Regions from separate parts of the Mus musculus genome. Here all the other regions are linked to region 4. The links are chromatin loops, found by intact Hi-C in ENCODE. Cell type or tissue: left cerebral cortex. All regions are shown on one strand.

Evidence for each region. A loop is a pair of places that touch in the nucleus more often than their neighbours do. Peaks named below come from ENCODE experiments on the same cell type or tissue, not always from the same donor. Only the 100,000 strongest peaks of a DNase experiment are listed, where the experiment ranks them.
Region 1: a loop joins it to region 4, with 6 times the contacts of the local background. A loop is called at or near these places in 20 of 42 quality-filtered maps.
Region 2: a loop joins it to region 4, with 2.6 times the contacts of the local background. A loop is called at or near these places in 8 of 42 quality-filtered maps.
Region 3: it touches region 4 in a loop (5-fold over the local background); 24 of 42 quality-filtered maps call a loop at or near these places.
Region 5: a loop joins it to region 4, with 6 times the contacts of the local background. A loop is called at or near these places in 11 of 42 quality-filtered maps.

The regions. Positions count from the first base shown.
Region 1 is chr6:92,741,053-92,746,052 of GRCm38, forward strand. No RefSeq gene overlaps it. Among named protein-coding and RNA genes, the nearest start is that of Prickle2, 37 kb to the left of the region's middle. In left cerebral cortex, a CTCF peak has its summit at 2,784 (motif pointing left); a DNase peak (open chromatin) is centred at 2,755; H3K4me3 peaks cover 437 bases; H3K27ac peaks cover 353 bases.
Region 2 is chr6:92,420,407-92,425,406 of GRCm38, forward strand. It overlaps Prickle2 (prickle planar cell polarity protein 2), which reads right to left. Exons shown (of 9, transcript NM_001081146.2): 5 at 1,925-2,062. It overlaps Gm38862 (a long non-coding RNA gene), which reads left to right. Exons shown (of 4, transcript XR_869273.2): 3 at 1,430-2,206; 4 at 2,336-4,280. Among named protein-coding and RNA genes, the nearest start is that of Gm38862, 18 kb to the left of the region's middle. In left cerebral cortex, a CTCF peak has its summit at 2,069; DNase peaks (open chromatin) are centred at 2,098, 2,368 and 4,782; H3K27ac peaks cover 1,336 bases.
Region 3 is chr6:92,663,678-92,668,677 of GRCm38, forward strand. All of the region lies in intron 2 of Prickle2 (prickle planar cell polarity protein 2), which reads right to left. Among named protein-coding and RNA genes, the nearest start is that of Prickle2, 40 kb to the right of the region's middle. In left cerebral cortex, a CTCF peak has its summit at 1,992 (motif pointing left); DNase peaks (open chromatin) are centred at 388, 1,183, 1,545 and 2,001; H3K27ac peaks cover 2,183 bases.
Region 4 is chr6:92,284,584-92,289,583 of GRCm38, forward strand. It overlaps Gm30688 (a long non-coding RNA gene), which reads left to right. Exons shown (of 5, transcript XR_001785327.2): 2 at 3,750-3,896. Among named protein-coding and RNA genes, the nearest start is that of Gm30688, 17 kb to the left of the region's middle. In left cerebral cortex, a CTCF peak has its summit at 2,111 (motif pointing right); a DNase peak (open chromatin) is centred at 2,108.
Region 5 is chr6:92,477,406-92,482,405 of GRCm38, forward strand. The region is part of intron 2 of Prickle2 (prickle planar cell polarity protein 2); the gene reads right to left. Among named protein-coding and RNA genes, the nearest start is that of Gm38862, 75 kb to the left of the region's middle. In left cerebral cortex, CTCF peaks have their summits at 421 (motif pointing left) and 1,394 (motif pointing right); DNase peaks (open chromatin) are centred at 436, 1,390, 2,445, 2,982 and 2 more places; H3K4me3 peaks cover 4,272 bases; H3K27ac peaks cover 3,614 bases.

The DNA.
Region 1 (5,000 bases), 460 kb after region 4:
AGAATATGAGGGTAGGACCTTTCTCCCTTCTCTTGAGACAAGGTTGAAGGGCAAGAGAGGGGAGGCAGGGGACGAGGATGCGGGATGATCCTGTTGTTAACAAGCAATGATGTAACATGAAAACCCAGCCCGCCACCAGGTTGTTTTAAGGAGCCAGTTAAGCCTGGCAGAAGGTTCCTGTGTCCTTCAGAGCCTCAAACTGTGTCTCAGTGCTCTATGGCTGTGAAAAGACACTGTGATCATGGCAACTCTTACAAAGGAACACATTTAACTGAGGCTGACTTACAAGTTTAGAGGTTTACTTCATTATTGTCATGGCAAGAAGCATGGTGGCATGTGGGCAGACATGGTACAGAAGAGGTAGCTTCGCGTTCTACACCCAGATCAGCAGGCAGCAGGAAGAGAGAGACACTGAGCCTGGCTTGAGCATTTGAAACCTCAAAGTCCACCCCAAATGACACACTTCCTCCAACGAAACCACACCCCCTCCAACAAGGCCACACCTCCTAATAGTGCCACTCCCTATGAGCCTAATGGGACCATTTTCATTCAAACCACCACAGACTCTGATGCTTATCTCACTGACAGTGAGATATGAACACATAACAATTCTAGGGAACAAAAGCCACAACAATCTGGGGATGCTGAGAACATTAAAGTGAGGGGACTTCTTACTTGTCAGGCTGTAGATGTCTTTGCTTCTAGTACAAGGTGGAGTCAGAGAGGCAAGGTGCCCTTTATTTTTATCTGAACCCTATGTAGCCCGAAGGAACCTTAGTGGCACAATTGGCAAAGCACTGTGTCCAGAAAAAGAGTCTTAAAAGGCAGAAGGACATTTGGGCAGATGGTTCTCTACCTTTCTGCAACGAGGGAGAGCAAAGCAACTGAAAGAAACCCAAACCCGGGGAAGCAAAATCAGCTCCTTTGCTTGAGCTGTTCACCATCAGCCATCAATCTTTCTCCAATTACTGTGATCAGGGCTACATGAGGTCAGTATCCAGGGCACCCACAGAGAATGCAAGTCCTGGGGAGGTGAGAAATGATATAGGGGCGTAACTGGCCACCCAGAGAAGAAGGACCTGGTGAGCCAGCGGCAAGAGTGTCTCTGGAAGACAGCAGCTATGTAGTAATTGGGCCAGGGTCAGATGAGGGGCAAGGTAGCAGCTCAGGGTATCTGTCTACAAGGAACGCGGCTCATGGTTTAGAATATTCTGGGAGTAATGTGCCTGCTAATTCAGGTTTCCTTATACAACTGGAGGCAAACTGAGCCTGAGAATGTCAGAGGACTGCCCCTCAGGGAGACATGAATAACAATGTCCCCAATGCAAACTGACCTTTGCAGGGTAGCCTGCCAGTGGACTCTAGATCGCACCAATGGCCACCAATTAAAGGCAAAGTCCAAATACCTATAGAGACAGCTCTGAAACTGAGATTGACACAGGAATACTGTTTGAGGGGGCCAATTATTTTATTATTCACACTTGGAACCTTTAGGAATTTTCTGTGACACCGTCTGTCTATAAAATTGTAAGAGTAAATGGAAGTGTGAGAGGCTTCAAACGGTAGGCTTTCTTTAGGCAGCAAATAGGTGAAGGGGAATTTGTATGGAACACACACACACACACACACACACACACACACACACTGTGGCTTTGTTCTGCCTTACAAATACAAGGTGAAGAAATGTTTAAAGAATTCTGCTTGAGGCAGTGTGTGTGTGTGTGGTGGTAGTGGGGCTGGGAGCAAATAAGACTGCCCATCACATCTAGTCCCCTCCATGTGCTGAGCTCTGCTGGGCAGGAGTTGGGGTGGGGGGCATCCCTTAGGAAAGTCTAGCCCCGCCCTCAATTCACAAAACCTGCTGAGCACAAAACCTAACAATACTTATAGATTTTTCCTTTCTCTTATGTTTCTTCCTTTCAAACTCAAATGCACCAAAACCTTGTTGTAAACCAGACTATAAATGGTGAGCACAGTCTATTTTAATTTAAGCCCAAGGGGTCCCCGGGGATATGTAGATTTTTGAACTTAGATAGATACGTTACAGAGCTGCATTGCTAACAGCATGGCCAGTAGCCAAACATGCTTATTTAGATTTAAGTTCATTGTAACTGAAAATTTAAATTCAGTTCTTCAATTTCACAACCTAGGTACCAAGCACTCTTAAAGTCACCCGTGGCCAGGATTTGTCTAGTGTACAGCACACAGCGAGCGAACACTCTATGCTATGGATGGTGCTTATAGAAAACACACTGTTAGGGTCCACAAATGGTATCTGCTTACTGTGAAAACATTTAGCTGTGGAAACTTCAGAGAAGCTAAATAACTCACTCACTATCACACAGCAAATGTGTGATGTAAAGCCAGACTCCACAGCCTTTCCTTATATAAGCTGGTGATGCTACCTTCCACAGCCATCTCCCCAAGAGAAAGAAAACACTACCATGGGCAAGGAGCTACTTGGGGAGCCGGCATTTGTTGCTGACACGCATTTAGAGTCAGATAGGCTGGAGCACAATTCCATTTGTGTGTCTGCCTGGGTGACCCAGGCCGTGAGTGTCATTCTAACTCCGAGTGTGTGTAACTCGGGGGCACCTAATGAGGATTAAACGAGAAAACACCAGATGCACTTGCGCAGAATCTAACGCGCAGAAGCTGCCCAGTAAAGTGCACGTGATTCTGATTTCCCTGCGAATTCTTTTCTACCTGGTAAACCCCAAAGTGCCAGACTTGCCTTGCGCCTGGCAAAGCACATTTCTGAGTCTTGCTCGCCCCCTGATGGTCATTTCCCCCACTTTGGTCCTTTGGTAGCACAGAGGAGCTGTGAAAGAGCCAGGTGGAGGAAGGGAGACTGGGACCTTGAAACCTCAGGAGAAACTTAAATATTCTAACCTCCTTACAGACGCCACAGCCTTTACTGCCAGGCAGAGGAAGGAGGTGAACTGGTTTGGTCTCTATTTTCTGTATGGTCTAATGGCCGTGGTCCCAAGGTGTCTAGGGGCTGGCTTACCCACAAACGTGAGATAGCATTACTTAATCTCCCACCTGATGCTGATCGCAAGTTCCACTTCCTGCCCACATCAGCATAAAAGGCACGTTGAATTTTCCACCAAAATAGGTTTACAGTGGTCCATGCACTTCCTGTTGTCGGATACCATCTTAGTACAAGCTTCCATCCCTGTTCCCCATGCTGGGGCGTTGCCTACTTCCCTGGCCTGTTGTCTTCAGAAGGCAGTAGAGCAATGGTTCCACATCTGTAGCCCTTCGATCACCCTAGGAATTGTCCAAGAACTAACGGAGCTAATCCTCAACTAAAGATGTCTTGAAGATGCCAGGCAGAAGGAAGAGTCCCAGTATTCATGGTTCCTTAAGATTCTAGATGGTTCATCTGTCCAGATGGCTAGATAATCGCTCAACTTCTAGACCAGACTAGAAGCTCTGGAAGCCCCACAGACCACTGAGGCTCACCTGTAGTTTCTGATTTAGTGATCATGAGAATTCCCATTCCTCACAAACCCCCAAGTGCTGCTGTTGGCCTGAAGACCGCACTACAAACCTGCAGTGGTAGCTGAACCTGTGGCTCGGTGGTATAGCACCTGCCTAGGACACACAAAGCCCTGGGTCCTATCCCCAATACCACAGTAAATAAAAATAAAAAACAAAACCTTAAAAATTCACATCTTGTGCCTCATGGTCTACCAGGCAGTATATTGCCCAGCTGGTCTTGTAGTTTTTCACTTCCTCTGCTCCAGCCCCACCCTTGTCTCCTGCCTGCCATTGTCCACCTAGAGATTTTGACACCAGCTACTCTCTTGGCCAGATGAATCCATCTATAGCTTTGCCGACTGGGTACCCATTGGCTTGTGAGACTCATAAGAGGCCACATCCTTTGGAATGCCTTCCCTGACTGCCCTATTCAATATGTGCCTCCCCTTTCTCTGTCCTAATATTCTTTTCCTCACCAGCCTTATTTCTTTTACTGAAATTATTTTACAAATCTGTTCACATAGAACACATTTTCCAGTTCCTAGATTTCTAGGCTTCTGAGTGCAGAGGCTTCATCTTGAAAACCCCATGGGTGCTCAAAAAATGACTGCAGGAGGAAAGGGTTAGCAGAGACCCTGACCAGAAAGTGTGACATTTAGACACGAGGGCTTATTACTGTGCTGTCATCTTTTATATTGTGTCCACAGGAGGACATGGAAAGGGAGGTGATGGTATATCTTCAACAGAGATCAAGGAAAGGAAAGAAACTTGGCTGAGGCCACACTCCAAGAGAGGCAGGATTGGTCATGGACCCTAGCTAGCTGCTTCCACACTTGCCACCACACAGAGAAAGAAAGAAGAAAAACAAAAAGATGAGGACTCTTCCCGTGGAGATTTTAAACTCTACATTCTAAACCAAAACAGAAATGGCAAATAGAGCCAAAAACAACAACAACAACAACAACAACAACAACAACAACAACAAAACAACAACAACAACAACAACAACAACAAAACAACAACAACAACAACAACAAAAACACTTGCCTTTCTCTCCGGCTCTCTGGTTCTTCCAGAATCTAGAATCACCTCAGAAGAGATCGACGATTCAGTGACAGGTGGCTGAACACTTCACATCTTTAAAAAGCTCTCTCGGAGCCTTTAGAAGCACAGCACAGACAGGAAGTGGTGGAGGCAGAACCAGAACACTTCCTGCCCAGTCTGTACTGGAGTCATCGTACAGCATCAGCGCACAGTGCTCTTTCTCAGCAAGCTCCTGGCATCCACAGGGGGATTAATCTTGACCCTTCTGTAAAAACTAAAATCCAAGTGTGGAGTGTTTGCACATACTTTCTGTATATCCTCCCAGATATTTTGACTTATCTCTGGATCGCCCAGAGTACCCAGTTCAAAATCAGTGCTGTGCAAACAGCTCTTGCATTGTGCTCCTTAGAAGATGATGCCATTAATAGAAAGTGTAATGTTCAGCACTCATACAAACATAAGCCTAACTC
Region 2 (5,000 bases), 140 kb after region 4:
TCCAACTATTACCAACGGCTAGCTACTAGGGAGTTATATGGACACTAGTTAGTCCCTTGCTTTACATACCTGGTAGGGCAGATTCCTCTTGTTCTTTCCAGGAGCCCCTACCCCAGGGCCTAAGTAAGACAACTTGAGTAACAGAGAGTGAGAAACTTAAGGTGTGAGAGATGGATGCTCAGGATGGTAGTGTACAAGGGGATCAGCAGACATCAAGCCAACTTACAGAGCATGAAGCAGCTATTACATATCTCTTACATATCCCAAAGCACGTGCTGAGACACAGCCAAGTTAACATCATTAGGAGAGGCTACGGAGAGGGGGCTTGGCTGGGGCGAGGGCCTGCATTGCTGAATGAGAGGGGACTGGGTACATAAACCCATTTACTCTTAAATAGCTTCTTCCTTTCAGGCATGCTTTTTAGCTCTCTTCTAGCATCTCTTCATATAATCTTGATTGAACAGCTCTACTCTTCAAGACCAGAGTATACAAAGCAGAAATGACAGATGACTCATGCTTACAGCTAGGGTTAGAATACAGTTATGTTCTGAGGGTCTTGGAGGAGAAGGAGGAGGAGTGGGCTTATAAAGATGCTCTCTGTTCATCATGGTATTGGTCATGAGGTCATGGCACGTGTCTAGCAGGATGGCTCACGTAGATGGATGGGCTCTACAGACAATGACTGGGGACTAAAAATGGTGCCTCCAAGCACTTCTCCCAGTGCAGATCTTGTATGATTTAGTATGATCCATAGAATGAGGGCACAGACTTGAGGAATGGTTTCTAGTAAGTTGTGTATGTGATACTACAACACAGAAGGCAACAACCCTCTCTTCCATGATTATGAAAGAACGACTAAAGTATCCACACACATAATCATATATAGTCTCAAGGACTCATTTCAAGGATAATGACCCATTGCCCCCTCACTGGTCAAGCAGTTTTGTGATTCATGACCAGATTTGTTCAGTTATTTCCTGTGAAATCTCAAAATGGAGTTCTAAAGACTACCCTACTCCTCTCAGATAGTCTCCAGCTTTCTCTCAACAAGCAGCGAGACTCTCACCCAGAGCTTGAGTTAGAAGATGCTGCACAGAAACTGGGAAGATTGAGAGAAGGGTAGGCAATGGTGGGCTTCCCTGGAAAGCAGGAATGGGAGGGAGGAGGGGTGAGGTTAGCCGCCTAGGCCCGTGACATGCCTTTCCTCTACCACACCCTAAGCTTGCTACAGCAGAGTAGGCAAAAGGTACATCTAGATCCTTCAACTCAGTGATGTCTTAAAGAGATGGCATGGGGTTTCTTAGACCCTCAAACTCAGACTAAGGTTAGGTGCCACCTCTCATATGGTCCCTTTAAAGGTCATCCATGCTGGGATGGTCCTGAATGAGAAACTGACTCATGGTCCAGATAACTAACTCTATTTTCAAAGGATGAAGCCATCACTCTGTGTGGTCCTTCCAATTGTTTATATGGCTCTCCATGAACTCTGCCTCGATCTGCCACGCCTGCCCTTTATGCCTCTGGATCCAGCCACAGGCCAGCTCACTGTTTCTTGTGCACAGGAGTTATCCTCCTGCCTTAAGGCAAGGTCTGCATGCTTCTTCCTCTGTACATCTCTGCATGCCTTTGCTCAAGAAACCACCTTCTCAGTGTGGTCTTTTTTGACCGTCTTGCTCACGGCTGCAGCCACCCTGCCTTCCTAGCCCTTCCTGCCCCCTTCCCTGCTGCAGTTTTCCTATTTTACTGATTTGGTTTTTGTCTGATGTCTTCCCCTGGTGCATACCTCTTTCATGAGGAAAACTAAGCTTTCATGTCTTATGCTCACTGCTGTATCTTCAAGGCCTAAAAGCAGGCTGAGCAGATAACAGGCATTTGATGCAGTCACTGTAGAATGAACCTCTTCCCTGTCCCGGTCCATCCTCACCTGTTCACAAATAGCTCCTGTCATGGTGACGGGGAAAGGCCTGACATTGCCTCGGCCCAGGTTCTCACGTTTCCTCTGGTTGCTGAACAGCTTCAGTTCCCTCTTCTCTTCCTCGTCCAGGGAGTTGCAATACCGAACCTGAACACATAGAGGGCGACAGCACAGAGGAGGCGTCATTGCTCCAGGGAAGTACTGGCATCCCCACCCAGGGCTCACAGAGACTCTGCTACTTGGTTTGATACTTGCTGAACGTTACCAAGTCCGCGCTTGGAGCTAACCAAGGTGAGCCAGCACCAAGAAGGGTGATAAGCAAATGGGCTTTCTAAAGGCTGTGAACTCTGGAGTTCATGCTTCAGGCAGGCTAGGTGTTTGAGAACTGCTCCTCACCCTTCACACTCTTCCCACATGCAGATCTAAGTCACCAAGAGTGGCTCAGAGACGACAACTTCTGGGAACATTCTACTTTCCAAGCTGTAAGGAGCAGAAGGTTTCCTGTGTCTACGGGAACGGCCCCCACAAAGAGGAATGGCTGCAACCTGGCTGTAGGCATGCACACATATATCATCTGGCCTCCGTCTCCCTTTGGGATGCAAGAATAGGTGGACTTTCGCCTGGATTTCTACTAGTGTGACAAATATGAGAGAGATTTCTTTCTTCTTTTTAAACCACAGAGTGTCAAAGAATTAAGGGAGGGTCAGTGAGGGTATACGTATCCAGAATCTGTCATTCTGTGCCACTGTTTATGCCCTTTGGTGATTGTGTCATAATCCTGAGCTATTGTTTATTGATGCTACTTTTAACTATGACTCACTTTTAGATGCATTTATTTAAAAGGAAGGTAGATTGCAGCTACACACAGGAAAATCAGTCACCCACAAAGATGGGTGACTCTGAGCCACTCTAAAAGCATAGAACAAAACCAGTTTCCCCCAGGTGACCACTGCATCTTCAGCAGATGTTAAAACTGATGTGCTTGCTTAAAATGGGAGAACAGAATGGGCTGCAGGGGCACTAGGATGCCTGCTAGGACCAGGCCGAGCGCTTCTCCTTATCCGATTATGGCAACACAAAGAGGAAATGTGATTTAAAAGGAAATAAAACTTTCATTACAGATTCAATGTCATATACTGCCATGTTCAACTCCTACCCCAAGTCATGCTTATACCTTCCTTTGGGATATGTGATCCTAAAGCTCTTCATGGTTTCTTCTGGAGTAATCTATATATTAGAAATGTTGGCTGAATTGCGCAGATAATCTTTCATAAAGACAATGACAGGAAGAGCTTTCGATGAGAGGACTGTTGTGTGCTAATCTGAAAGTCAGAACAGCTATGTCTGTTCAAATCGTGTTGTCTACATGAAAAGAGAACCATTAAGTCTTTGCTTCAGAGTCGATCTCTGTCTTCAGAAGCGGCCATGCCACCATGCCAAATGAATCAATCCTGTCTACTGGCTTTCATCGATCACATTGTACCAACATGGAGTCGTGATCCAAGTGATGTCTATTTAATGAAAGTACTTTTAAGTATAAACAGAATGAACCACTACAAGCATGGGACAGATCATTGTCTTCTCTCAAGTGATAGTTAAAAAAAAAAGTCTTCAGAGGAATGTTCCAGAAACCTAACAGCCCAGAAAACATGGTTTCACCAATGACATTTTATGGGCTTGCTTTAAAAACAGGCACACCCCTCCTGCTTGTAAAAACTTGCATTTTCACCTCCAGATTAGTTAACTGGGCATCCGGTTACAATGTTTGCTTTCATCTTTAAAGGAGCCAACTTTTGTGTATGTTTTATGAACTATGAAATAAGCAGCAGGAGAGAGAGAGAGATGCAGCTTTCTAGGGAGTCGCCTGAGTTTTTGAGATGTTGTCTCACTTATTCAGATTCATATATTTATTTCTGCAGTGAGGAGGATTAAGCCCAGGGCTTTGCACATGCTAGGCAAGGGCTGTGCTATGATCTACAGTCTCAGTTCCTCAGTAGTAGCGGCTCAGACTGTCTCTTTTGGGGCCAGCAAGATGGCTCAGTGGGTGGAGGTGCTTGCTGCGAAGCATAATGTTCTGAACCTGAGTTTGATCCTTCCACATGGTGGAAGGAGAGAGCCAATTCCCACAGATTGTTCTCTGACCTTCACATACATGCTGTATTATGTGTGTTTTACACACACACACACACCATAAAAATACAAAAACAAATTACTCCCTTTTATGTAAAAATGTCACCTGGGACTCAGGCCATGTATGTGATGAGTTGGTAGAAACTGGTATCCAGATCTCTACAGGGGTAATTTTTTTCTTTCAGTTTAAAATTAATTATACTTTTGTTTTAAATATAGAGCTAACTAGTGCAAATCTGTAAGATTCTTGATTCTTGAAACCAGATACCTACAAATTAATTTCTAGCTTAGAAGCCTGACTTCCTCCCACACAATCTTTTAAAAGCTTGCTTACAGACTTCTTCCTGAGGATCAATGTCATTTCAATAATAAGTGACGCTGGCCAGGCACGGTAGGTTGTCTGTAGCCAGCTCTCAGAGAGGGGAGATCTGAGAGGTCACTGAGCTGCTGACAGCATTCTGAGTTATCCTGAGAAAAGTGAAAGCCAGCCTCAAAAAAAAAAAAATCAAACTAATCAAACTCAAATAAATACATGCCTGCTTACAGAGCTGTGTTTCTGGGACTAGAAAAAGGGAATGCCCATAATACTTCCAAGACAAAGATGGGTGACTCTAACAAGGTTGACTTTGCCTTGATAAAAATCCTAGTGAGAGCTGCCATTCTAGACCTGTTACTTCAGCTGCCCTTGACATGGAGAGCCTGCTCATTCGCCTCTTAGGAAACAATCCTGAGAATCTGAGAGACTCACAGTGTTTCTTCTGGGCATGAAGTGGTCCTTAGTCATCTTCCCAACTCCCACAAGCGGCTGGCAGGACACAGTCAAGTCAGAGAGCACTGGCCTGGGCTCTCAAATGTTAGTGCTTCCTGTTTCCTGAACTAGTCAGTCGTGCCAGGCTTGGAGTCTAACCCAGTCCAGGATGAGACTGGTTTTGGGGAGGGGGGTAGGAGGTGGGGT
Region 3 (5,000 bases), 380 kb after region 4:
AACCAGCAGAAAAAAAAATTCTCACTCCTACCATCAGCTAGCTAGCTAGCGCTCTCTCTCTCTCTCTCTCTCTCTCTCTCTCTCTCTCTCTCTCGCCTTCTGGTCACATGGTTTGTAAACCCCAGAAAACCCATTAACTCTGCACCCACTGCCATTTATAACCTCTGTGAACTAGCTGCAAGGTGACTGTTCTACTTTTTTTTTTTTTTTTTCTGTTGCTGTGACAAAAAAACATTCTGATGAAAAGCAACTTAGGGCAAGGAAAGATGCATCTGACTCACGCTTACAGGTCCCAGCCCATCATTAAGAGAAGCCAGCACAGAAACTCAAGCAGCAGCTTGAGACAGACACCACAGAGGGACAGACACTCCTTGCTGATTGGCTCCTTTGTACTTAGCTCTCTTTCCTGTACAGCCTGAACCACCTGTCTAGGGATGGTTCCGCCCACAGTGGTCTGGCCCTTCCTACGCCAGTCAATCAAGACAATCTTTACAGACAGTCTATGGGTCAGCCTGATCTAGGCAGTCCCTCCACTGCAGCTTTCCTCTCAGGTGACTTCAGAGGCTAACCAGGAGAGGGACCAAGCTGTGCCTGTATTTACTTCAGAGGCATTTAGACTGTGGCTTTTCACTCCAGCATCTGTCCAACTTCTATCAAGTAGCTCCTGGGACCTGGTACTGGGTTTAGAGACCTGTGATCCAACACTGGCTAGAAATGCTCAGAACAAATCTGTTGGCTGACTGATGCCTCAGAGAATAAGACTCCCGTTTGGTAAAAATGCCCACCAAGGTTGGCATACCTGGCGGTTGCCAGGTAACTGTGGGGTGGAGTTTAGACAGAATGCTAACAAAGGCTGCTGTGTAAGCGTGAAGACAAGAGTTTGATCCCCCAAGCCCATGAAATAAAATACAAAAGCTGAGCATGTAACATGTACTTGTGACTCCAGAGACAAAGACAGGCAGATCCTTGGGGCTCACTGCCAGGCAGCCTGGCCTTATTGGTAAGCCCCAGGTTCCCAAGAGACACACTCCAAAAAAACCAAGGTGGACCACTCCTGAGTTTGTGTTTTGTATTCTGGGAATGAGCAGAAGCGCATGGGAGCTGGCCAGGCTTGCAGAACCAGGACCGTAGCTCCTATTGCAACATTCCTAGGGAGCAGAAGCAGGTTACTGCTAAAATTGGATCAGGCTCAGCACAGTCCTGATGGATAAGCTGACCCAGCTTCAACCTTCTGAGGAGGCATAGGCTCAGCTGGGGGTGGGGGGCGGGACACTAGAAAAGAGTAACAAAGCTCTTTGTCAACAACAGCACCTCCACCCCCCAGACATACCCATTTTCCTAGGAAATCTGTCCTCCAAGCTTCTGTCTCCAATGGAGAGGAAATAGGGGTTTCAAGAGCAATTTACCTGATACTCCCTGTTTTAAAACACATGACCAACTTAAAGCCCAGAGAACCACATAGCAAACCTGTCAGTTTCAGGGTTTCCATCTCCCCATGTGTGAACTGGCAATAGTAAGCAAATCCACTTAATGGGGGATCTGGGCTTATTTAAAGAGTGCATGAAACGGCCTTGGGAGAATGCCTGGCAGGAGAGAGTGAAACACACGTTTGGGATTCATACCCTCCTTCCAGGCTTGCCTCCTCAAGAGGGGACCGAGAAAATCTGACAGACCATGCGACAGTGTCCTTCCTATTCTGCATATGGAACAAAGCAAATAGGGGTTGCTTCTCTAAAATTAACCCCTTTCTATCTTTGAGCTAGAGAAACTAGACCTAACAGTTGTAGCAGGGGACAAGAAGGGAAGGAGGGCGCGGGGGACTCTTCACTTCAAGAACAAATGGCCTTCTTTAAACAAAAGGTGGGCTGAGGGGGGCAGCAAGGGATTTGCCTCTCTTATGAAGCCAGGCTAATTACTTTTCTGTAGGTTTTTCAATTAAATAAGCTCAGGGCCAAGGACACCTCGCCATATGTAGGAGACTGCCCTCTGCTGTGGGTTTTCATTACTGCAGGAAGTTTGGGTGTTTGGATTTTTCAGGTCCAGGAATTAATTCTAGGACTGTTGCCAGGAGAGGATGCTGGCCTATTCAACTCTGCCCTCTGCCCTCCAAAGAGAAAAAAGAACCCCCCAGTGTTTGCAATCAAAGGAAGAAATGTTTGGGGAGCATCCCAGACCAGAGGATGTTGTTAAGAACAAAACTACTCACACCCCTAATGACTCAGCCTTAAGGCCAGGGAAAGGCTCTCATGAACAAAGGCAGGGCAACTGTGGAACCATCCCTAAGGCTCATGCACACAGCAAGCTGTTACTCAATACCAGGTGGTGACCTGGAGGAATCGGCAAAAGGAAGCTCAAGTGATCAGAGTAGACTCACGATACACATCCCCTGTCCCTGGAGGGAAGTCTGGGGAAGGCCTGACAGGCAGGGAGAAAATTCATGACTCTGGCTTGTTGTGTATGGAAGATGGGGCACACACAGCACAGCATTGTGTGGCGATCAGAGGACAGGTCTGTAGAGTAAGTTCTTGCCTGTGCCTACATGGATTCCAGTGGCCCAACTCAGGTTTCCAAGCTTGTATAGCAAGCACCTTTCCTGCTCAGCCATCTTCCCTTGCCACGCTGTTTATTTCTTCTAACTGATTTTCTGTAATATTGTCATTTTCACTGGCGATTATTACAGATGTTCTACGGATATTCCCACATTTGTGAATAGCACGGATAGCCTACAGTTGCACTGAAACTTGGAGCTGCCAACATATCAGTTCCAACTTCTGCTGGGAGGAGCCTAAGCTGGTGAAATAAACCTTACCTCTACAGCTTAATAACTTTCTTTTACTTGGGGATGAGGGTTTCAGGACAGGGTTTCTCTGTGTAGTCCTGTCTATCCTGGGACTCTCTCTTTCTCTGTAGACCAGGCTGGCTTTGAACTCAAGAGATCTGCCTGCCTCTGCCTCCCATGTGTGGCACCATGCCTGGCTAACAAATTAATAATTTTAAAACTTGTGCAAGGCACAACTTTATGAGCCTGTTTTCTCATCTATAAAATGGGATTCCCACTTACCTTAGGGGGTTGTAGAGACTGGAACTCATATCGATATCAGTTAGCTCTGGAAGATAGTCATATTAGCCTGTGCTGACCTGTGGCTTGGAGTCCAGTCTAAAAGGATTTTACATGAAGGTAGGAAGCTGAATATTCTACGAGCTTTGCTTGAGGAATGGGGATGCCTCGTGAGGCAGAGACAGGGGCTCAAGTTTCACCTGGCTCTGTTATATCACGGCTCTGTTAGGCAAGCCCTTTCACCTCCCGGGCCTTCATCCTCCATGAAATAGTAATTATAAAACAACACCCACAAACAACAACAACAAAACACTCTTAGAGAATAGTAGTAGGCAAAACATTTTTCTAAGACACGCAAATAGAACACATAACCACAGTGATAAATATATTCAAGGGGCACTCCTGTCTAATGGTGTGTAACAAAGAGAAGGTGAACTAACAGTACTTAATTATGGATCCTCAGTCATAAACACTGATATTCTATAGGTTAGAAAAATATATGAGTTCCAATGGGATCCATTTATTGAGAACTAACAATCAAAATGAGATTTCAATTTAAAGGGGTTTTTTAAGAGAACGGGAAGCTTACTATCCTATTATCCCTACTATTATGATTGATGCTGCTCTTAGTCTAGAGAGGCCATGTTCATGAAGTCATAGCCTAAGATCTGAGAGAGTGAATGCAAGATTCAAAAGTATCCTCAAATTATGTTAGGACAGGACGGGTAAACAGAGGCAGAAGAAATCTAGCTTCCAGAGAGAGAACACAGCTCAAAAAGAAAAAAAAAAAGTTAAAAAAAACCCCAAAACAACAAAAAACCCTACTCTCTAAAAATGAAGAGCACAGTCTAACTGAAGTTATTAAATGGCTTATAATCAAGCCTGACTTCATTCCTGTACCGAAATGTATTAAACATACGGGTCAGCTTTCAAAAGAATGGCCCCGTTTGCTTTATTATTCTTGCATAGCTCTGGGCTGTTACTGCAGGCTCTCCAACTGGGCATCAGCAGAGGTGGGATTCCAATAATCTCTACAGCACAGTCCTGGAATCTGTATGCAGGAACAGCTCCAGGATGTCACAATTAGTTCCATGTGTGAGAAAATGTGAGATATAATACATTTATGCATTGCCCTGAAAGATGTCTTGTTTTCTTTCCTATTGTTATGTAGTTTTAAAGAGAACCTTTATATCCCTGCTGTGGGACTCAGATTCCCAAGGATAAATGAAAGGGTTAGAAACAAAATATGTAGATAAAAATGTGTCTATCAGGACTCTGGTCATGAATAGCCCTAAATCAGAGGATACATCTGAATATGGATATAGGAAACTTTTGAAAGGAAATCAGTTAACATTCATTTAACACATACCATCTTTTCTTACTTAACTGTTATTTGGTCAGGCTAAGGGAAATAGCAGAAAGGAAACAATCAACTGTTAGAAAAACATCTTCTATTACAGGAAAGTTGGGTAAGGCCTCTTTGTTGACATGGACTCAAGCTCAAGAAATTAAGTACCAGTCATAGCATCTAATAACAGCTTTTAGCCAGTGTTAGGATGTATGCTTAAGCCTCCATATGCAGTTAGCTTTCCGTGTCTGAGAGTTCTATGCTTGAGATACGTAGTTCACAAGGTTACTATAGAGACTAAATAATGATGACTACCACAGTCTATGGTTGATATTCACAGGCTGCTGTTTCAAAGACCATGTGGATTGAAAATTCTGAGGAGATGGCAGTCCTTTCTGTAAATTAGCATAGCATTTGCATTTAACCTGTACAGGTGCTCCCGGATACTTTCAAGCATGTCCCACTACAGCTTCAGCGCTAGATGTGCTGCAGGCTAGCTAACCATATGGCCCAACGCAATATTGTAAAATTAACATTATGGTTAATTTTTTAATGATTTTTATGATTTTATTTTGCATCTTAATTATGCAGTTC
Region 4 (5,000 bases):
TAATTCTAACGCTAACTCTAAATTTTCCAAACCTAATCATAACCCTAACTTTAAACCTAACTCCATTTTGAGCCATAATTTTAATCTTAACTCTATCACAAACACCTGATAAACTGATCCCCAAGAGCCCCATCCTAACTCTAATCCTAAACCTAAGACTATCTTAATGCTAAAGCTAGCCCTAACTTAACTCCTAGCCCTAGCCCTCACCCTGCCTGACCCTAACACTGCCATAGCCCTCACACGAACCCTATTCCTAATACTGAACACACCCCTAGCCTTAAAGTGAACTGCAATTCCAATCCTTACCACAGTCAACTATAACCATCAATCTAACCCAGCCCTAACTGTAGACTTGTGTGAACCTAAACCCTGACCCTATTCCTAACAGATTTTATGATCGAGTGGCAATTAATTTGAAGTTCAAAGATTTTGAGATCAAGGCCACATGCTCATTGTTAGGCAGGGCCATCGGACCCAAAGCTCCTGTGCACAGGAAGTGGGAGGGGAAAGAGGTCCACTAGCAGAATGAAACCTCATCGACTTTGCTTTGCTCCTAGGGTTTGAGATGGGGCCAAGGACCAAATGTATGCTAGATAATAAATGCTCTGTCTGTGAGCTACACCCAAGAGCTTTGTGTGAGCATTTTCTAGTGAGCCATTTACCTTAGGGGAAGACGTTCAGCATTCCATTTTTAAAACACAGGTAGAGGAAGAGGGTGGACTGAATATGCTTGGCCCAAGGGAACTGGCACTACTGGGAGATGTGGCCTTGTGGGAATAGGTGTGGCCTTGTTGGAGGAAGTGTGTCATTGTATAGGCAGGCTTTGAGGTCCTATGCCCAGGCTCTACCTAGTGCAGAAGAGACCCTCCTCTCGGCTGCATGCGGAAGACAGTCTCCTTGCCTGCTTTCAGAACAAGATGCAGAACTCTCAGCTCCTTCTACCGCACTGTGTCTGTCTGCTTCCTGCCAGGATGATAATGGACTGAACCTCTGAAACTGTATGCCAGCCCCAGTTAAATGTTGTCTTTTACAAGAGTTGCCTTGGTCATAGTTAGTGTTTCTTCATAGCAATGAAACCCAAATGGAGACACTGGCATTACTAATTTCTTACTGTACTGACCTGTGAATGGGAACACAAGGATCCCGGGCTGTGTGATGTAACTTGTTTATAGCACTGAACGAATGGAGAACCCAAATGCCCTCAAATGAGGTGATGGTAAACTGGCATAACTCCAAGTGGAATGCTGTAGAGCAGTGTTTCTCAACCTGTGGGTCACGACCCTTTGGAGCCAAATGACACTTTCACAGGGGTTGCATATCAGATAAACTGCATATCAGATATTTATACTACGATTCATAACAGTGTCAGAATTACAGTTATGAAGTTAGCAATGAAAATAACTATGGTTGGGGGTCACCACAACATGAGGAGCTGTATTAAAGAGTTTCACATTAGGAAGGTTGAGAACGCTGCTGTAGAGGCATCGATGAGCCAAAGCAAGGGCCATATCCCCTGATGCGCCCATCCTGCCACCTCATTGGTACAGATTTGAGTATTTACTACACCCCAAAGACTATTCTAGGCTACGAGATGGGAGAAAGGTCAAATGCCAACATCCCTGAAGAATCTCTGTAAAACATGTGAATGAGTATAGTATAACTATGCAGATAAGCCCTTTGGATTGCACACAGAGGGGAATACCCAGGGACAGCAGAAAGCCAGTATAGCAAGGCTTGTTGTAGTCAATAAAGAGCATAGAAGGACAGTGTGGCCTGAGTGGAGGAGGAATGAGTAAAGCTGGATGAGACAGGTCCTGTGGTGCTTTATGGCTCACATGGCATGTACACATGGTCCATATGGTAGGCACTGTCCTTCACCACAGACTCCATCACTCGCTGCCATGAGCTTCCCATATAGGGTATGCAAACTGGCTCACACAGGGAGACACCAGCCTTGGCATCTTCAATAAAATGGGACTCTAATTTTATATGTTGCTCACGGGAGGACAAATGAACAGGTGAGTGAGAGAGAGAAGGTGGAATCTGGGCACAGCCATATCCTGAACTAAGCTGTAAAAGTGAGATTCTCAAGTGAGCCAGCAGAGGGCACGATTGGACTTTGGAACAAGCCTGGGCTGAAGTAGAAAGCAACCTGATATTTGTCCTCTGAAATTGAAAAATACCCCTTTTCCTAAGATGAGGAAAACAGGGAGATGGGTTGGGATGGTAGGAGCGAAGATTGCCTCACATGCATCAATGCTCTTAGACCTCTGCTATGTGCATCTAGCTAGCATCTAAGTGCTGACAGGGAAGCAGGCTGACCCATTCTCAGTGGGAACAAGGAGTAGATGTAGTCAGAGCTGAGAGGTAAGGGTGGAGATCTTCAGGGACACCTGCATGCTTAGAAACGGGCCAAGAGTCTACAGCCAGAACACCCTGAACCGTGTCTGACTTTAGAAGATAAGCAGAATCAGGCCTTGGATGGGAGAAAGTGGGAAGGGGAAGTCACACAAATGCAGAAGAGAGCTGCCACTGAGGAAGTCCCACCCAACACAGAACAGCTGAATGGGGGAAGATGGTGTAGGGTGACCACAGGTCAATGAGGGAAGTAACAGAGCCTTCAACGTGGACAAGACTGAGATCAATAGCCCAGATGGGGCAGGCATATTGACACTTCCAGGGTCAGGGAAGATCGGTTTATGAAGGTAAGTGTTGGGATTTTTTTCCCCCAGGGAGTAGAATAATAAGGTTGATGCATAGCATGCCAAGAGTCTGAGCTTCGAGACAAAGAGCCTCACTGCATTTTGGCATTCAGAAGGGTCTAGAGCCACACAGAGAGAAGACACTCAGGCTGGGCATGGGGTGTCGAAGGACTGCTGCAGAGTCTAGGTGCTGGGAACTCCACATGGTGGAGAAGGGTGGACAGCAAAGATTAGAAATGGTGCTAAAAAACAAAAGTCCCATGGGTGTCCACTGTGATAGGGGGCGAGGGATGGGGCTCATCTGAGGTAGCACTGTCAAGTGCAAGTGGATGGCTAAGGAGCAGGTTAGGGTGCTGGATAAAAAGTGAGTAAAAAAAGGTATTAGGAGTGGATGGATAGGGTTTAACTGACAACCATGATCTTCACTGAAGGCTGTCCAGACTTATTACAGCACCCAAGGAAGTCTACAGGCTGAGGAATATAATTTGACCCAGCAAAGACTCTCTGTTAGAAGTTCCCTTCAAAGAGAAGAGGAACATGGAACCCCTGCACGGAGCAAGCAGTGGTGCCTGAGATGGGTGTCCTTCAACGTACTCTTGACTTCTCTCCCATTGAGGTGGAACACACAGAAGTGGCTAGCTGGACATATTAGAGTTTGCTAGTTAAACAAGACATCCAGATTGCTGTAGTGGTCCTGAAGGTTAGTTTGGTTAGCAGGGAACAAGAAGCTGGGGAAGTATAGAAAGAAACTGGTCAATGATGGTTGCCTTAATCATAGTCCTACGATGGGCGCCCAACCCACAGCCAAGAGTCTGACTCAGGTGTCACTCGATGAACTGATGAGGGCCTAAATCAAGGGTAGACTTTTCTGTGAGGAGACATGGGTTAGTGATGGGGATACCCTAAAAGGCAAGAATGGGGACAGAGATAGAGTGAGGAATCCGCTAAAGAGTCAGGCACCCCCATATTTTGAGAAGCTCCTTGGACAACAGAACTTTAGAAGTCATGAGAGTGAATGGCCTGTTTCTTTCTTTTGATTTACAGCCTGTGAACAACTCAAGTGTTTCCCAGGTCTCATGCCCAGCAGGTCTGATCATAAATGTGCATATTCATAAAGACTGAACCCAGAGGCAGGGGAGGCTCTTCTTATCCCCCCTGGTATGGTGCTTGCAGCTCACAGCACATGGCACTGTAAGGCCCTTTCTGACCCTTGACCAGCAACAGGTCAGTATCTGTTCTGAGTAGGACACCATAGAATAGGATTTGGATTCAAACATCTGGATCTATATCCCATGAGTCTAATCATGATGCCTTGTTTCCTGTTATCACACATTAACCACACACCCCTCCATAACAAACTTCCATCACTCCCCACCCCACCCCCGTGTTGTACTACCAATTCTCCTCCTCCTCTGTGTGTGTGTGTTTTTTTGTTTGTTTGTTTGTTTGTTTTTTGGTTTTGTTTTTTTTTTTTTTTTGAGACAGGGTCTCTCTATGTAGCCCAGGCTGTCCTAGAACTTGCTCTGTAGACCAGGCTGGTCTTGAACTCAGATCTGCCTGCCTCTGCCTCCCAAGTGCTGGGATTAAAGGTATGCATCATTACCACTGGCTTATATTTACTTCTGAAGAAATCTTCACTACTTCTTCTGAATTGTTGGCTTTCTTTCTTTTTTTTTTTAACAGAAAATTACATCCTATTCTGCCTTTTATTGTTGTTGTTAATACTCTTTGCTAATATCTTGAAATGACTATTTCTGTGACTTTTAATAGAAACTTAATTTAAATTGTGTTCAAGCTGTCTTTTAAAACTTAATCACTCAAGTTACAAAAACTGAGAACATCTATCACTCTCCCTACCCCCACCCTGCCTCACACCATCCTCAAGGCAATTGTGCCAGGTCATGTAGTCTCTTTCTAGATTCCTCTGGTGTGTTCCCCACGTGCCTCCTAAATCTTTGTTTTCATTTTAGTAGAAGCTGGAACACTCCTTACTCTAGCCAGAGCTTTTGAAAAACTACTTAATGGGTCTCAAGACCTCCATCCATCCCATTAAACTACCACTCTGGGGGTCTTGGATGGGGATGATCATCTGGGGGTACCACTGAGTTCATTTTGTGGGCTAGACAAAGAATTATACATCTTAGAAACAAGACTCATGCAGGGAAATAAAAGCCAATGGGAAGCTGGAGTGACAGGTGAAGAGGGAGTCACAGATGCTGACTGTGAAGGTGGCTACCATCCAAGAGTGGAGGTGACAGTCAGAGATCAAAGTGACTGCAGATGCTGAGAACAAAG
Region 5 (5,000 bases), 190 kb after region 4:
TTTGCCAGAGTTCTTATATAAGCCATTTCTTGGGCTATAGTTCATAGGCCCATCAGTTTATTGAGTAACAACATCACAGAGAGACTCAGGGAAGAAAGATATCAGTGGCCACCACACACAAAAGAAAGCCATTGTCTAAATGCCATTCAGAATCCTATCTGAGACAGAGCATTCGACTCTGCGTACTTGATGACAGCAGTAAACAGAGAGCACAGGCTTAGAGGATGTCAGAATGAAGAGTCTGGCCTCAAGACAGAAAAGTGAGTGGGTAAGAAAGAGCCTCTCTCACTCCTGGGGCACTTGGGTTTAGAAACCAGAGGTTGTCACTCTCTGTGTCACCTCTGCTAAGCTGTTTTCCCTCTTAGCAGTTCAGTATTTTAGATGAACAAGTCTTAAATCTACTGCCCCCTACTGTTCACTGTTTGAGATTGAATGAGAACTAATAAAGTCATGGTCACCAGGAGGAGATCAAGGCCAATATCCAGGACAGGGCAGAGGCTACAGTCACAGCATCTCAACATTTGGAGGGATTTATTTCCAGGGTTCCTATGACAAAAGCCAAATTTCACAGAGATGTCAAGCGATTCTCCCAAGATCACATACGCTTTCAGAAGGCAATGGAGGCAGGCTACTATCAAAGCATTATACATTATACTAATATTACGTCCCAGGACAAGTATACTTTTTTTCATGTTTATACTAAAGATCACATCAACCAGGAGGTACAAACTGTCAGTTCTGAGTTTCGGGAAAACGGATGATATAGCAGACATCTCTCTGGATCTGTTGATTCCTACCCTACTCCACCACCATGTTTTTGTGATGACAGGGACCAACCAAATACCTGCTAGGCAAGTGCTCTGTCACTGACCAAATCACTAGCTCTAATTTTTTTTTAAGTATCAATTTTTTTATTAGATTTTTTAAATTTGCATTTCAAACGTTATCCCCTTTCCTAGTTTCCCCTCCGAAAACCTCTTCCCCCTCCCCCTGTTCCCCAACCCACCCACTACCATTCCTGGTCCTGGCATTCTCCTATACTGGGCACTAGCTCTAATTTAATAATTGTCTTATAAAAGCTGACATTGGGGTTATATTTCTGGAAGGAAGAAAAGGAAGAAGAAAGGGAAGAAGAAAGAGACAGGCTCTGAGAGGGCAGGGAGAAACAGGCCAACTATGTGTGGCTGCATCAAAACACTGGGAAAGAGGTATCAGGGCAATGGATGAATGGAGACACACACACACACACACACACACACACACACACACACACACACTGGGGGGGGGGGGGGAAGGAGAGGCCTAAACAGGCAAGCAGACCTATTATTTTCTGTTTTCCCATAGCTCAGAGGCAGAAACCACCCAGATGGTGGCACCAGTTCCACCCTGGAACTTCTGAGGAGTCATTCTGCAGGTGAAACACAGATCAGAGGCCCAGCCTGGGCAGAGAAGAGACCAAGCATCAGTGCAGGAAAGAAAGAAGGTAGAAGACCTGCCTTTCACTGGCACAGCCGGAGAAGATCAGAGACCCTAAAGGGTCTTGGTTCTAATGCAGACCCCATAGGTCCCTCAGAGTGACCCATCCAGCTTCCCAGACAGGGGACCTTTTTGAGGGGGCCTAGTCCAACTAGCACTGGCTGATTTTCCTTAAACCATCTTTTAGGTGCACACAGCACAGCAGTCCTAGTTGATATACTTCATTATATCAGCTCCATCAGGAGGAATGGAAGAGCTTGGCTTCAGCAGTGACTAGGACCACATCTTTTCTGCAGCCTTACCTCACAAGAGTAAACACCTTTTCAGTGGTTTGATTTGTTTTCGGCAACAGTCGTTATGATAATCATGCCAGTGAAGGAACAATACTAACAGCTAGCATTTGCTGGGCACTTACAGTGTGGCTGACACAGATCTGGGGGCTTTTTATGTGTCACCTCACTAAAGCCTACCCACAGATCTCATGCCTCTTCTCCTTATTTCACAGAAATGGGTACTCCAAGAGATACCCAAGTCTCTCAAGCTCTCAGGGTCCAAGCCCTGCATAAGCATCATCTCATATTCTATTTCCTGAGTTCTTTTCCCTCCCCTTCCACTTCTATAGAGCATTGTCTTTCCTGTATTGTTAACTCTCCCCATTACACCCCAACCCACACACATTGCATGGGGGGGGGAATCTTTACAAAAATAACTGTACTGTTCAAATGCTCTCTTTTGCTGATTGCTCTGTAACATTTTAAAGAACACAATGTCTGTTGGAGCCAGTGTGTTTAAATTCTCACATTAGAAAAGTCCCGGGGGGAACGAGCATTTGGTGAAAGGAAAAAACCCCAATTTTCAGAACGTGGTGATTTTTATTGAAGTTGTAACTTACTCTTGAGCTCCACCTTGCTCATCTGTGGAAATCATCAGCTGTCTCCTAAGGGGCAGGATAAGAGCAGCCAATGTGGCCTCTAGCAAGAAAACAAGGCTGTTTCCTATATGGAAGCCTGACTGAGATAGGTTAAAACTGCCTTCAGGAAGACATAGAAAGCAAAGCAAAGTACACTGCAGGCCTCTGATATGTGGTACTCGCGTCCCTATATTCAAGGCATACTAAAGCCCTCCCTTACCCACGATTCCACACATGGTCACAGTGGAAGTAGACCTCTATCATTGGGGGGAGCAATCTATAAGTCTAGGTAATTCTCCACCCACTCTGGAGGATGTTGACACACCTGGCACATATGTTTCTAGTCCTATACATCTGGCATATGTATTTCGAGATCACAGCACAGTACCAGACCACACAGTAAACAACAGGGAGATTAAAAATCAGAACTTTATCCCCAAACCTCCATGGCAGATCAAGAGTGCTATGGTTGGTCCTGGGGAAATCAAAAGCTAGTGAGAGGAACTAACTGTGAAGACAGGCTAGTAAGGAACAAACACAGTCATGTGCTACAGCAGGTTATGCAGTCAAGATTCGGGAGCTCCGTCACCGTTTTGGAGCCAAAAGCACTAGCTAAAATTAAACCTCAATAATTTGAGAGCCTTTTTTTTTTTTCTTTTTGAATCTGGAAGAGTTAGTGAAGTGTGTGTCCCTCAGCATCTCTGATGTTTCAGATATGTGCTGAAATGGGCGCAACGGTACATGAGTCAATGCTACCAATATTTGCTTTTCAACACCCCCTCCCACTGTTGTTGCTATTAAGAAAGGGTCACTGTTAGAGAAATACTGTTTCTTAAGCACTAAGATTTGAGGATGCCTATTGTATATCTGCGCCATATCACTTTGCATTTGAACTTTCTAGTAAGCAAAGGAAAGACAGAAGTGCCAAACCACCAAAGCCACCTCCTGGCCTTAGAGATAATAGCTTCCTCAGTCCAGAGACTACTAAACACATTCCTGCTTGCTTTGGGAATTAACAAAATTTCTTACCCACCTCGTAGAGGATGAGCCGTGAAGCTTTAGAGGAAGCCGCCACCGAGTCTTGATCTGGTCAGTTGCCCCAGTTCACTTTCCCCCTGGAGCTGGTATCAGAAAATGCAAGCAGGACTCCAGGCAGCCCAAACATCTCCTTTACTGAGTCTCTGCAAATCTGAGCCCTTCCGGAGGCAGGCAGCAGGCTCAAACCCAAACCCGACTGCTTTTGCATTCCCTCCGAGAGACCGCCCTCCCTGGAAGTGGACCCAGCTGGAGATCCACACAAGCCGGAGAGTGCGACTTGTGCCCTTGTTCTAGGCCTGCCTGGGTCCTGGAATTGTGTTCTCAAGAACCGTCTCCTCTAAACTCGCCGACTTCACGATTATCTGAAGGAAGTCACAGACCCCAATCTCTGCGTCATCAGCTGATCCTGAGCCAGACCTGGGAGACCAGTCAGCTGCTCACAAAGCCCGGGCCACTGAACCAGGAAATGTGCAGCTCATCCAAAAAATAATAATAACTGTCACGGAGCGCCTGGCAGAGCTGGAGAAGTCGCTGTTCGCAGTTCCAATGCCTGCATCCTCCGCATGCTAATGAGGCTGTGATGTCAGCAAGTCAGTCACAGCATCTGGACGTCCCAGTCTGGCCGCCCAGGGTTGAGATTTATTTACATGTAAATTAGCCTCGCCTACCAAATCAATAATCCCTAAACCAAAGTGTGTGTGTGTGTGTGTGTGTGTGGGGGGGTACCTTTGCTAATGCAAAGGCTCAGCTCTGTAGCTTCCAAAAAATCACATCTCAGAGAGGCTTGAAAGACACAAGGCTGTTCGCCCCCACCTTAAAAAAAAAAAAAAAAAAAAAAAAAAAAAGCAACATACCAGAGATCTTAGCTGGGCACAGTTATAGTTTGGGTGCCTGGTTCAGATCAGAAACTGTACCAGCCCTACAGCCAGAACTAGATCAATCTCTCTCCCTCCTCCCTCCCTTCTCCCCTCTCCTTCCTCTCTCTCTGTCTGTCTCTCTCCCCCTCACTCCGTTTCTCCTCCCTCTTTCTCTCCTTCTCTTCTCTTTCTCTCTCCCTCCCTCCTTCCCTCTCACCCTTCCCACTCTTTCCTCTCTCTCTTGCTGTGCTCTCTCTATCTCTTCAAATGCTGTACTGTCCCCCCCCCCCTTCAATGTTCATTTCATGGTGTCAGCTGTTAGCTGCTCCGGATCAAGTCGCCTTTGGGATGATCTGAACCCCAGAATAAAATGCGTTCAGTTTTCCCTACTAGCTTGGGTTGTATGACTCCTTAACTCTAATTTCAAGTGAGCACAGGAGACAACATTGTCACAAACCTGGCAGGAGAGTCGGAGGACCCTGGGGCACTTAGACAGCATTGTCCCCTTGGCTTCTATTTCAGAGGTCAGAAAACAGGCAGAGTGCAGACAGGCTTTTTCCCATGTCCCCCTGGGATTTCAGCAAGTGTAGGCCAGGACTTCCACTGCTGGGCCTTAGAGGGAACATTTTTAAATACCTTGAGCTCTCTATCCTCCTGCACCACAAGAAACCGTTCAATTAACCAGAAGCAAAGAAGGAAAAACAAAACAAAACAAAACT